Linked DNA regions of Homo sapiens: region 2 is linked to region 1. Evidence: chromatin contacts called from ENCODE Hi-C or POLR2A ChIA-PET data. All regions are on one chromosome and are shown on one strand. The core of a region is the stretch at or near the end of the contact, and the rest is flanking DNA. Distances in the headings are between cores, read along the strand shown.

Region 1 (5,706 bases), core at 1,110-3,609:
AGGTGGAATCTCATTCTGTTGCCCAGGCTGGAGTGCAGTGGCCTGATCTTGGCTCACTGCAACCTCCGCCTCCCAGGTTCAAGTGATTCTCCTGCCTCACCCTCCGGAGTAGCTGGGACTACAGGCGTGCGCCACCATGCACGGCTAATTTTTGTATTTTTAGTAGAGACGGGGGTTTCACTATGTTGGCCAGGCTGGTCTCGAACTCCTGACCTCGTGATCCACCCACCTCGGCCTCCCAAAGTGCTGGGATTACAGGCATGAGCCACCGTGCCCCGCCTGAAATGCATATTATTAAGTGAAAAAAGCCAGTCTGAAAAGGCTACATACTGAATGATTTCACCTATATGACATTCGGGAAAAGGCAAAACTATGAAGACAGTAAAAAGATTAGTAGTCGCTAGGGGAATAAGGGGGAGGGAAGGATGAATAGGTGGAACACAGAGGTTTTTAGAGCAGTGATACTGCTCTGTATGATACTGTAATGGTGGATACATGCACATTTGTCCAAACTCAAGGTATAACACCAAGAGCGAACCCTAATGTAAACTATGGGCTTTGGGTGATAATGTGTCAGTGTAGGTTTGTCAGTTGTAACAGATGTATCGTTCTGGTGCGTGACATTGATAATGGGGGAGGGTATTCATGTGTGGGGGCAGGTGGTATATGGAATTCCTTGTGCTTTCCACACAATTGCCGTGAATCTAAAACTGCTCTAAAAATAGTCTATAAAAAAGTGGGTCTTTGGCTAGAGTTACAGAAAAAAAAAAAATGTGGGGTCAGGACCAGGCATGGCGGCTCAAGCTTATAATCCCAGCACTTCGGGAGGCTGAAAGCAGGAGGACTGCTTGAGGCTAGGAGTTTGAGACCAGCCTGGGCAACATAGGGAGACTCCCCCTCTCAAAAAAATGTTGTTGTTGTTGTTTTGTTTTTTTAGCTAGGTGTGGTGGTGCAGGCCTGTAGTCCCAGCTACTTGTGCTGCTGAGGCAGGAGGACCACTTGAGTCTGGGGGATTGAGGCTGCTGTGCGATATGATAGTGCCACTGCACTCTAGCCTTGGCAGGGACAGAGCGAGACTGTATTTTAGAGCCTTTGCACTTGCTGTTCCTAATGCCAGCATGTTCCGCTCCCCGTCTCGCATATCTGCTTGGTTGCTTTTTTCTCAATGTTCAGATCGAGTTATTTCTTTCGAGAAGACTTCCTGGTTCACCATACCACCATTCTTATACTGGCGCGTGCGTGCCGTGCACACGTACACACACGCGCGCACACACACACACCCCTTTCTCCCTTACCCTGCTTCACCTTTTTACAGAATTTAATACTGTCTGAAATGTACTTGTTGGTGGTGTCCTGCCACTAAATCCCGGAGGGAACGGATTTTTGTCTGTTTTGCTCCCCATGATCTAAAACAGTACTTGGCACAAGAGGTTCAACAACTCGTTGAATTAATGAATAGTGGACATGAACTTGACAAAACAGGTTCCCTGCCTCAAGAGGCATGGCCGCAGTGAGGAGACGTTAAAAGAATTAAAACTGTATATGTTTAGTGGGAACACAGGAGCCTTTAAATTAGCTCAGAGGATTTACATAGATACCTGCGATAAAATGGTTCGTATAAGGTTCATATAATAGTTACGTAAGACTCTTGAAAACTGTAATGTATTATGCAATTTTAAGATTGTATCATAGCTGGCGAAAATGAGGTCACATCTTGCCATTCTTTTTTCGCCTCGAAAAATTTTATGAGGAAAATTTCCTTTCACTTCCTCATTTATTTCCTTTTCCTGTAACCTAAATGGTCAAGCGGCTGTGAATGTTATCTTCTATGGGCAGCAATAAATACGGTTTGGTGTCGGAGTCTGCGTAGTGAATGGCTCACTGGATCTGGCGCATGCGCATCTTTTGTGGTGCCGCAAGATGGCTGCCAGCCATTTTGTCGCGCGTTGCTCCTCCGAGGAGTTGGGGGCGATGGCTGCAGCCCCCTGAAGACTAACAGTGGTCTCAGTGGTGGGAATTTTCTGTCTCTGTTGTGTGAGCTGAACACACCCAAGAGAGCGGCCAAAAGCAGCAAAGGGCGGGGCAGGGGAACCCCCCCACCCGGCTAACCTTAGTTATACCAGCTCCCTCACCCATCCCTCCCAGTTTTTCCTTCCATCCCGTTACACGCTTATCTTCTGCGCAGGCGCAAAAATAATCGTAGCGCCTCCTGGGCCCTGGGGGCTTCAGAGCTCCTGCGCGCGCTTGTGGTTCTCCACTCCTGATTGGTCAGGTTGCCCCGCCATCACGCCTCCCTCTGCTTTCAAGGTTGAGAAGGAAGCAGGGGTAGGGGGGTGGGGCCAAGTGGCGCGTGCGCGATACTGTTGCTGCCCCTTTGCTGCTATTGCGTTGCAAAAAAAATCCTGACTAGGTAGCCTTGGACCTTTTCTGTGCTAGCGAGTCTAAAGGAAAGAAAGATTTCTGCAACTGAAGGGGCAGTCGGGTAGTATTACATTTAAGATATTAACGCCCGACCTGGCTCACAGGAGTGTGGGAACAGGGGCGGGGAAGGGCCTTAGCACTGAGAGCCGAAAAGTATAAAACGATTAGTTTCGGCGTCAGGCGTTTTGAAAGGCTTTGCAGGTCCTGTTTTCTGCGTAATTTTTCCGTGATTACTGACTGGTTTAAACACGACCCCTTGAACAATATTGATAAAACCTCCGAGACCCGCAGCCCCTCCTTGCAGCGTGTAGGAGCTGCCAGCGTGCCCAGCAGCTGGTGTTCCCGTCCGTACCTCCAGAAGAGCCCAGCGCGTGCACCATCCCCACCCCCTAGCTTCCCTCCCCACCTACGGCTTTCACGCACTCGCAGTGATTGTTTTGCCCGCTCCCGCCGCCGCCGCCGCCGCCGCCGCCAGAGGAGCAGCAGCGCTTGTGCAAACCGGGAAGATGGCGGCCGGCGGCGGCGGAGGCAGCAGTAAGGCCTCCTCCTCGTCGGCCTCTTCGGCAGGGGCTCTGGAGTCCTCGTTGGATCGAAAATTCCAGTCGGTAACCAACACCATGGAGTCCATTCAAGGCTTGTCGTCTTGGTGTATAGAGAACAAAAAACACCACAGTACTATCGTCTATCATTGGATGAAGTGGCTCCGGAGATGTGAGTGTTGGGGGTGACTAGGGAAGGGAAGACTGGGGAAATGGAAGGAAGTGTGGCCTGAAACGCTTGGGGTTTTCCCACGGAGCCGCAGCATTTGGTTGGGGTTGTTCACATTAAAGGTTTGACCCCAGTGGTCCCAAACCCAGACTCCATTCCTAGCCAGGATTGTCCTGAATTGCAGGAGACTCATTTCTTGGGTTTTTTAGCCATTGAATTGTTGTGACCTTGGGCCGTTGGGCCCAGATCCATGGAGATTTACGTATATTGTTTTTAATATTTCAGAGCCTTGTAAGGTGTATTGATTTTTCCGAACCTTCGCGGAAATTGTAGCGTCTGTTTATTTCTTACAGGCCTTGACGTGTTAATGATTTCTGGCTTTCCTGATGGTAGGCGAGCTGTGGTTTTAAGCAGTAGTAAATCCAGTGATGTTTAATGAGGAGTGCCTTGTCTGGATGAATGTATCTAAAACTTGTGATGTGTAGTAAGGAGAGCCTTACCTGGATGAATGTTAAGAAGCAGCATGAGCTCTACATAGATCTGAGGCACCACCGGGTTTTCCCTGTACCTGTGTTTGCTGCAATAAAATACAGGTTTCTTGGATACTGACCAGAAACAACTGCGATACAGTAGTCAGTATCATCGTTAATACCTTCAAATATAAAGCGTGTCCAGTTCCTCTTTTTTTTTGAGACGGAGTTTTGCTCTTGTCGCCCAGGCTGGAGTGCAGTGGCGCGATCTCGGCTCACTGCAACCTCCACCTCCCGGGTTCAAGCGATTCTCCTGTCTCAGCCTCGCGAGTAGTCGGGATTACAGGCGCCCGCCACCATGTCCGGCTAATTATTTGTATTTTTAGTAGAGACGGGGTTTCATCATTGTGGCCTGGCTGGTCTCGAACTCCCGACCTCAGGTGATCCACCTGCCTCGGCCTCCCAAAGTGCAGGGATTACAGACGTGAGCCCCCCGTGCCCGGCCCCGTTACTTTTTAATTACCTGAAATACCTTTTTACACAATTGAGTTGATCTCATGGGTAATGTGCACAGGAAATGTGCTTTTTGAATATGTAGTACCTTTTTCTCCAGTTATGTTTTTTTTGTCTTTATCCTGGAGATTTTTCCATTTTGCTGCTTTACTGCAGAAACGAGCTCTGTTAAAGCATGGATTGTTTGCAGAACGTTTCAAATCTTATAGGAGGAAGTGTGGAGAAGTTACTGTTTCCTGCTGAGAAGAGAGGGTTAACTCATACTCCATATACATCTATTAGAATTTTTCTTTGCTTCCTGCCTGCGGCATTTCACCAGTGAGACCCATCATCCAGTTATTCTGCCTTATTCCACTTCTGCCATTGCTCCTGTAGTGTTTTGATTTGTTTACCTTTTAGAGAACAGATAGATAAAACTTGCAAAATTATAGGCCCCATGCTTCGAACTATTTGTGTTTAAAGTTTTGGGAGGGATGTTTTGTGGTTCTTTGAATAATAATGCAGAGAAATTAGTAGATACCGGACAGAATTACCTGTGTTTACCAATAACCGATCAAAGAGTTATTTTCTTGCCCAGAGGTAAAATTATAACGTGCAAAAACATCAAATATGATAACAGTCATCATTGAAGACTCACATGTTAAGTATCTGCTATGTGCCCAGTCATCTCATTGTACCTTAAAATCGTCTGAGAAGTAGATTTTTTAATCACTGATTTACAAACGAGGAAACTAAGACTCGGAAATTAAGTTGCTTAAGGTTACTCAGTAAAATGGTGGGGTTAGGGTTTGACTTCATCATTAACTTTGTAAAATAATGTTTAACGTTCTTGGTATACCAGTGATATATTGCAAACAGTTCTAATGTGAGTGAGAGAACCTCTTCTCCACCCTATTTTAAAACATTTTTACTGACCTATGCAAGCATTTTACATTTCCTCACCTTGGGCTCTGGGGCTTTAACTGTATGGTTACATCATTTGCAAGAATAAGTTGGTCCCTGTCCCGTCTCTGCTGTGTGGGATCACAAGCGACAATTACAGTTTTTTTTCTAGTCAGCAATAATGAGATAAAATGAAGCCAGAATTTTTTACCTCAGCTGTTGTTGCTATTGTGCCTGAGCTTATTTCCTTTATTGATATCTTAAGAGTGAAAAAATGAATGCTCCAGGAGGGCAGTGTGTCAGTTGAAGTGCATTGTGTATAGTTTATATAGTTAAGTGCTTTTGGCTAAATATGATGTTGTTTTTCTAGTGGAATGGAATTTAACTTTCTAAAATGATTAAGGGTAATTTTAGTCGTTTTGTATTTACATTTAATGAACTTCACTGGTCTCATTGTAAATAAAGCGTTTTGAGAGAAATATTCAGCAGAATGGTGTGGGGCGCAATGAAAACAGTTTATGCATGGGCCTTGTTTTCATTTAAGTTCTTATTTCTTTACAGTTATACTTAGTTTACTCTGAGTTTGGTTTCTAAGTCAGCTTTAGGAAAAATTGTGAAGCAGGTATCTTTGGACTCTGAGTTTGGTTTCTAAGTCAGCTTTAGGAAAAATTGTGAAGCAGGTATCTTTGGCATTCCCAGCCTTTCTGTCCAT
Region 2 (5,963 bases), core at 421-2,920, 4.6 Mb after region 1:
GAGAGAGGGAGAAAGAGGGAGGGAGGGACCTGGACTCCGCCCCTCGTGCGCGGGGATCCCGGGTCAGCCCGGGTGAGGGCCAGGGCCCCCCTGGCGCCGCCCATTGTGGTCCAACAGGTTGAGCTGGTGTCCCGAGAAGCCACCTGCTGGAAAGGGAGGGAGGCCCCCTGCGGAGGGGGGTTGGGAGGGGAAAGCGAGTCCGACCCGGTTCGGCCTGGCTTGTCGCAGGGGAGCCAAACCTGGCCCTAGGTAGCCGGATTTGATTCCATTTGACACTAGTGGGAGGGGCCCTTTGGGGTACGCAGCTCCGCAGGCTCAGTCAGAAACATCCTTCACCCGCTACCTTTCTCAGTTGGGGGACTCCTAAGTATTTATCCCGGTCCTCCCCAAAACCTACACATACCACACATCCCAAAACATCCAGGCACCCCTCGCCACCTGGGTCTCTCAGCGAATTCATGTCAAGCTATCCCTCCTCGGTGGAGACTCAGTTTCTCCACTTAGGGAACCCGCGGGATGGAGGTGGGGAGCAAAAGCGTCGGCGCGCCCCCTCCCCCTTCGCAGACTGGGCCCCTCCCCTCCGACAATGCCAAGGCCGCAGCGGGCACTGGCGACAGCACAGAGGCTGCTTGCCTGGGGCGCCCTTCCCTCCCCGCGGGGCACCGTCACGCGTGGGGAGGGACGCAGGGCGCCCGCAGGCTCAACTCCCCGGCTCCCTCCGAGAGGGGGTGGGGCGTAGGGGCCGGAGCCGAAGGCCTGGTGGCTCCCCCTCCCCCTCCCTTCTAGGTCCCTGACCTGATTACAGCCCCTCACGGGACCCCCTCCCTCAAGACCCTAAGTCCCCAATTCACCCCCACCCAGCCTATCCCTAACCTCTCATACCCTTCCCTCCTGAGGTCCTGACCCTACAGAAGCCCCTCTTGAAGGAGAGGGAGCCCCTGTAGGGGGTGCTCGATTCCCTGGCCGCTGCGGACACTGCCCCCTCCCCCCTCCTCTCCAGGTTCCAGGCCAGCCCCTCGGCTCCGCCCCCTCCCTGGACGAACGCAAGGCGAGACCTACTGGAGATGAGCGGGTATTCAGGCCAATGAGCGGACAGGGCGGTGGCGTGCAGGGGGCGGGCAGAGCAGCAGCAAAGGGCTGGATGGGGGCCGGGGGCGGAGTTTGAGTTAAGGTGGACTGGGAGAGATAGGGGCAGGAGAAAGGGGGGGGAGAGAGGGACCGCGGCAGGTGAAGGGAGACAGAGAGAAGGAAAGAAGGAGGGAAAGGAGGAGGGTGGGAAAGGCTAGGAGAGCTAAGTAAGAGTTTGGAGAAGGGGGCAAAAAAGGAGGGAGGGACCCATCTGCGCTCTGCAGGGACTGGCTGGACGAAGGGGTTGAAGTTTATGTCCTTATTGGGCGGAGGGAGGGGGCCTGGGGGGGCGGGTGAAAAACCAGGAAGTGACAGAGGGTGTTTCTAAGTGTTGGGGGGGGGGAGTTTGGGGGGTGGCAGGGGCGGGGGGAGGGAGGGGAGGGATGGGGGGAAAGCAAGCTGGAGGACAGGTGAGACAGCAGGACAGGTGAGGCGGGCCCTGAGGGGGGGGCGGGTGGGAGCCAGGTGAATGTACGGCTCTTGGCGGCCGAGGGGGGGCGGGCGGCAGGAGGAGGCAGAGGGCGGCGGAGGAGGAGCCCCCCAGCAGCGAGCGGCGAGCAACTGACCGCGGCCTTCTGACCAGGACCGGAGCAGGGCCCCAAGCCCCCGGGCCTGGTGGGGGACGCGCTTCTTCCCACACTGTGAGCCTCAGCAGCTCCAGCCAGCGGACCCGACGGCTGAGAGGTGAGTGTACCCCACTTTTGTCTCCTGGCTCGGGGTTCACTAGGCTCGAGACTACTGCAGTGTCCTTCGTCCGTCCTGTAAGTGGGACCCCCAGATACACACGCATGCAGATCACATTCCCACCACTCCCCTTCCCTGTGCTTTCCCAACACCCCGGGTCTCTGGAATTGGTTTTAACTGAGATGAAAGACAGAGAAGGAACTGCGGATGCCCCCCAACCCTAGGCGGAGGGTCCCCAGAAAGTTTATCTGCACTTCTCCTGGGATCAGACAGACAGACGGCTTCGGGATGGAGAGGGGGTGAGGCGACGCTGAGCGTTCCCCCAGTCTCCTTCGTGACTTTAGGGGGAGACCCCAGACCGGACTGAGTTGAGGGAATGGAAACGCTGACGGACTCTAACTAGGACAACGCGCACCCCCCCCCCACCCCGCGCCCCCTGGCGCGGTGGATTGGCCCCAGGCCAGTTGCATGGGGGTTGGGGGGGCGCAGGAGGAGCCGCGGCTTGGGGGAAAGTTACCGGCTGGACTATTCGGTTTCTTGCGCTTCCAGAGCCGCGCTCTCTCCAGCGGTAGTGGGGCTCAGCAACAACCTCTGAACCGACATAGAACGACCGCTCTCTTCCCTGCCCCTCAATCCCACTCCCTTCCTTCAGGCTCCAGTCCCGCCGCTACCTTTTCCACGCCAGCTCATGACCACAGAACCCAAGAGCGAGGGCGGGTGACTAGGAAGAATTCTCCTACCTACTACCCGTCCCCCCACCGGCGCCGGCGCACCTGCCCCAGCCCAGAGTGGGGGTCGCTACTGTGTTGTTGTAGAACCTACAGAGTGCGCCTGGCAGAAGGCTGCCATTCAAAGGGGTGGGGGGCGCTGCTTTCAATTTCCAGCTTTCTCTCCCTCCTCCCACCCCATCCCAAGTAAGAGAGCGACGTGTCCCGGCCAGAGCGAGGTGGGGGCGGGAGTGGGGGGGCGGCGTGGGCAGCGGGTTGTGCCCGGACACGTGCCTGCCCAGGCGCCCCGGCCCTGCTGGTGTTTAGAGAGAGGGCGGGTCCCCTGCCCCCCGCCCCGCACAACCCCCACGTATCAAAGGGCGGCTGAGACATGGTGAGACCTCGGGGCGCCCTGGGGGGCAGGGGGGCGGGGAGCCTGGGTCCGGAGCAGGGGAGGGGCAGAGGCGCCGGTGCTAGCTGACCCACAGGAAACGAGCGCTGCTGACCTAGTTTGGGACACCGGAAGTGGGTGCTGGGGAGAGGGGGAGACCGGCAGGCTGTCCAGGCTTCCGGGCCAGGTGGAGGGTGTTCTTGAATTGACCCCCGCCCGAATGCCTTGGAGACCCCTAGCTGCAGCCGAGAATGGGAATGAGTCAGCGCAGCTATTCCCCCTTCCCCCAACTTATTCCTGGAGGAGGGAGACCGCTTATCAGGGACGGGGGAACCAGATTGGGCTGTGAGGGGTTAAAGCAGGATGGGAACTGTCTGGTCCCTAAGGGAGTATGTGTGAGTGTGGGGATGAGGCCTGGAGGATTATGGGGTTGCCTCCTGCTGCCCCACACACACCAACTGGTTTGGTCACCCCTGTACCCGCCTGGCACTGCTGGGAGAGCTGGCATGGAGTGGACATCAGGTTGGGGAGGAGAGAGTGGGCATAAGGAGTGTTGTGCTGCGCTAGAGAGGGACATATGTGTGACTATGTCTGGATGATAGTTAGTGTTCCTCCTTAGTGGTAACTGGGGAGAAGGGTAGGGGGCTCCCCCTGGAGCAGCTGATGAAACAAGGAGAAATCTCTGTCAGTGCCTCTGTCCCTGGCCCCAGGGACCCCAGCTCCCCCAGCGTGCCTCTGTTACATGGTTGCTGTGGGCACAACACAACCTGCTGGCACCCCCAGACACTGTCCCCTCCCTTGGGTACCACACACCCCCAGCCCTGGCACAGGGGTCAAAAAGGGGTTAATACCACCAGAATGGGGCTCTGGGGAAGAAAGAAGGCAGTGCCCACTAGGCTCAGGTGTCAAGGAGACAGGCTTGCTCTAATGGGACTCTCATCACTACTCAGTTCTGGCTGATGTAGACCCCAGTGTCTGGAAGACAGGTGCTGTCCCCTTCTTCTTCCCCATGGTGCCCCCTGGCACCCAGGGCCCCCAGCTCCTCCTTGGCCTAGTGCCTGCCCAGGGAGGGTGCGGCGGGCAGCGGGGGCTGGGCTAACAATGCACCATCAGGCCCTTTGTGTGCCTGCACTTGGCACCCTGGGGAAGGGTGGGGGAGGGGGCCCAGCAGGCATGGGGGGCGGAGCGCTCTGGGGTGGGGACAGTGAAGGCTGGGGGAGAGAAGCAAATGAAAGCAGGTGGGGAGGAAAGGGAAGTAGGTCAGATAGGGTGCCAGCCCCCCATTCCAAGCCAAGGCTGAGAGAACCAGCCCCTGATCCTATGGCTGCCTGGATGGCATCAGACTGAGGGACAGCCTAGGACTGGGCATTTGGGGTCAGAAGTCACTGCCCAGGGGACTGCTCAGATGGAGAAGGTTTGGCCTGGTACTGCCCCCTTCTTAATGGCTGAGAGACCCAATTCTTCTGGCCCAAGACCAAGGCCCCAAGATGAGTAGTGAATGGGCTCCAGGCAGGGCACTGCCCTCTGACAGAAGCCTCTGGGCCTGCTGCGGGGCTTCCTGCCTCTGCCCCGCTTGGCTCCCTGACCTTCCTGAGAGTTAAGACTGCCCTGACACCAGGCCTTAGGGCCTATGCCTGTTTTGGCCTAGGGCGGGAGAGAACAGTGGGGGAGGAAGGTGGGGACAGGCAGATGGATAGGACCCTGGCATGGGGTGTGCCCGCCCTGGCCTCTTCCCCCTCCTTGTGCTGAGTAAACTCGTGAGTAAACTTGACGTTTTGCCCGGACAGTTTGAAGTTGCCTCGCTGCCCCCTCCCCCCCACTCTTGCCAACACAGAAGCGGCCAGGCGCCAAGGCGGGCCCGGGGGACTGGGAGGAAGGGGATAGAGCTGCTGTCATCCACCATCAAGTGTTTGGTGGGGTGGGGACAAGAAAGACCCCCACACCCAGCCAGGCCTAGGTCTTGGCAAGAGTCTTGGCTGGGGCCTGCCAGCATCTGTCCCAGAGCCCTGGGGAGCCCAGGAAAAGTGGCTTCAAAGCAGGTCCTCTGCCCACTTCTGACTTCCACCTCTACTAGGGAAAGGCACCCAGCTACCACCTGGCCCCCTGAGTTGCCATCTTTAATATTCACTGGCACAGGGACAAAGCTACCTTTAACAAATTCCCCAGGGAGACCAGAGAGGGCTGCCCTCTTCATCCTGTCCCATAGTTTGGGATGGACATCTTAGCCCTCTCTTCCCTGAGGCCTCCAGATGCCATGGTTCTGCTATGGAGGATAGCATTCTCATTTGCCAGCACTTGCCCTGACCACACCTGGGCCTAACCCCACATATACCTCTACCATATTCACCATCAGGCCTAGCCCTGATCTCCCCAAACCCCTTCCTTTGCCTGCTATCTTCCCCAGAACCAGGTCAGCCTTCAGAGCTTCCCAGTCAGCAAATACCTGTGCCAGATTCAGGGGTCGAAGGTGCCCCAGGCAAAAGAGGGCTGATGGCAGGCAAATGAAACAGTGATCCCCCATAAATATGTCAATTTGCTATCTTTTGACATCACTGATCCTCTTCTTCCTCCCAGGCCAACAGAATGACATGGGGAAATGCCATCCCAGTCCCTGACAGGCCTCAGAGTGGGGCTCCCCCAGGCCCTTACTTTCGACCTCATGTCTCTGGCTTCAGTTTCCTTCCTGTTTCCACCGTCCCCCCAACTCCTCCCCACCCATATGCCCCTTTCAACAGACATCCTCTCCTCCTTCCTTCCTCCTTTCCTCCCCCTTTGCCTGGGAGCAGGGGTCCTCTTTCCTCCACCATGGACATCCTAGCCTTTTACCTCTTCTTAAACCTAGCCCCCTTGGAGATTCATGACCAAGTCATCTGCCCTTCTCACCCATCAGCAAGGCTCTGGGGAAGAGGAGAACCCAGAGCTTCTCAAGGGGGACTACAACTCCCAAGGTACATACAAAGCAATTGTGGTGCACACTGGGAGTTGTAGTCCTTGAGCTCTCAATTTGGCTGAGTCTGGAAGTGTTTCTGGATGAAGGTGAAAGTCAGAACTGG

The links. A loop is a pair of places that touch in the nucleus more often than their neighbours do. ChIA-PET counts read pairs that join two places held with the same protein, here RNA polymerase II (POLR2A). Pooled maps may share reads with other maps.
Region 2: a loop to region 1 is called in a map with no recorded cell type, with 23 times the contacts of the local background. The contact joins the promoter of ZBTB7B here to the promoter of RPRD2 in region 1. A Hi-C loop is called at or near these places in 1 of 37 single-sample maps with no recorded cell type and 4 of 50 pooled maps. POLR2A ChIA-PET finds 5 or more read pairs at or near these places in 1 of 52 experiments (activated B cell).

The regions. Positions count from the first base shown.
Region 1 is chr1:150,361,788-150,367,493 of GRCh38, forward strand. RPRD2 (regulation of nuclear pre-mRNA domain containing 2) reads left to right here and starts at 2,360. Exons shown (of 11, transcript NM_015203.5): 1 at 2,360-3,132. The coding sequence starts at 2,928. RefSeq lists enhancers at 655-1,597, 1,578-1,647, 1,808-2,117, 2,868-3,147, 3,631-3,920.
Region 2 is chr1:155,001,132-155,007,094 of GRCh38, forward strand. It overlaps ZBTB7B (zinc finger and BTB domain containing 7B), which reads left to right and starts at 1,671. Exons shown (of 3, transcript NM_001256455.2): 1 at 1,671-1,812. RefSeq lists silencers at 1-169, 570-809, 920-1,109, 2,820-2,939, 3,990-4,039 and 1 more and an enhancer at 3,643-4,315.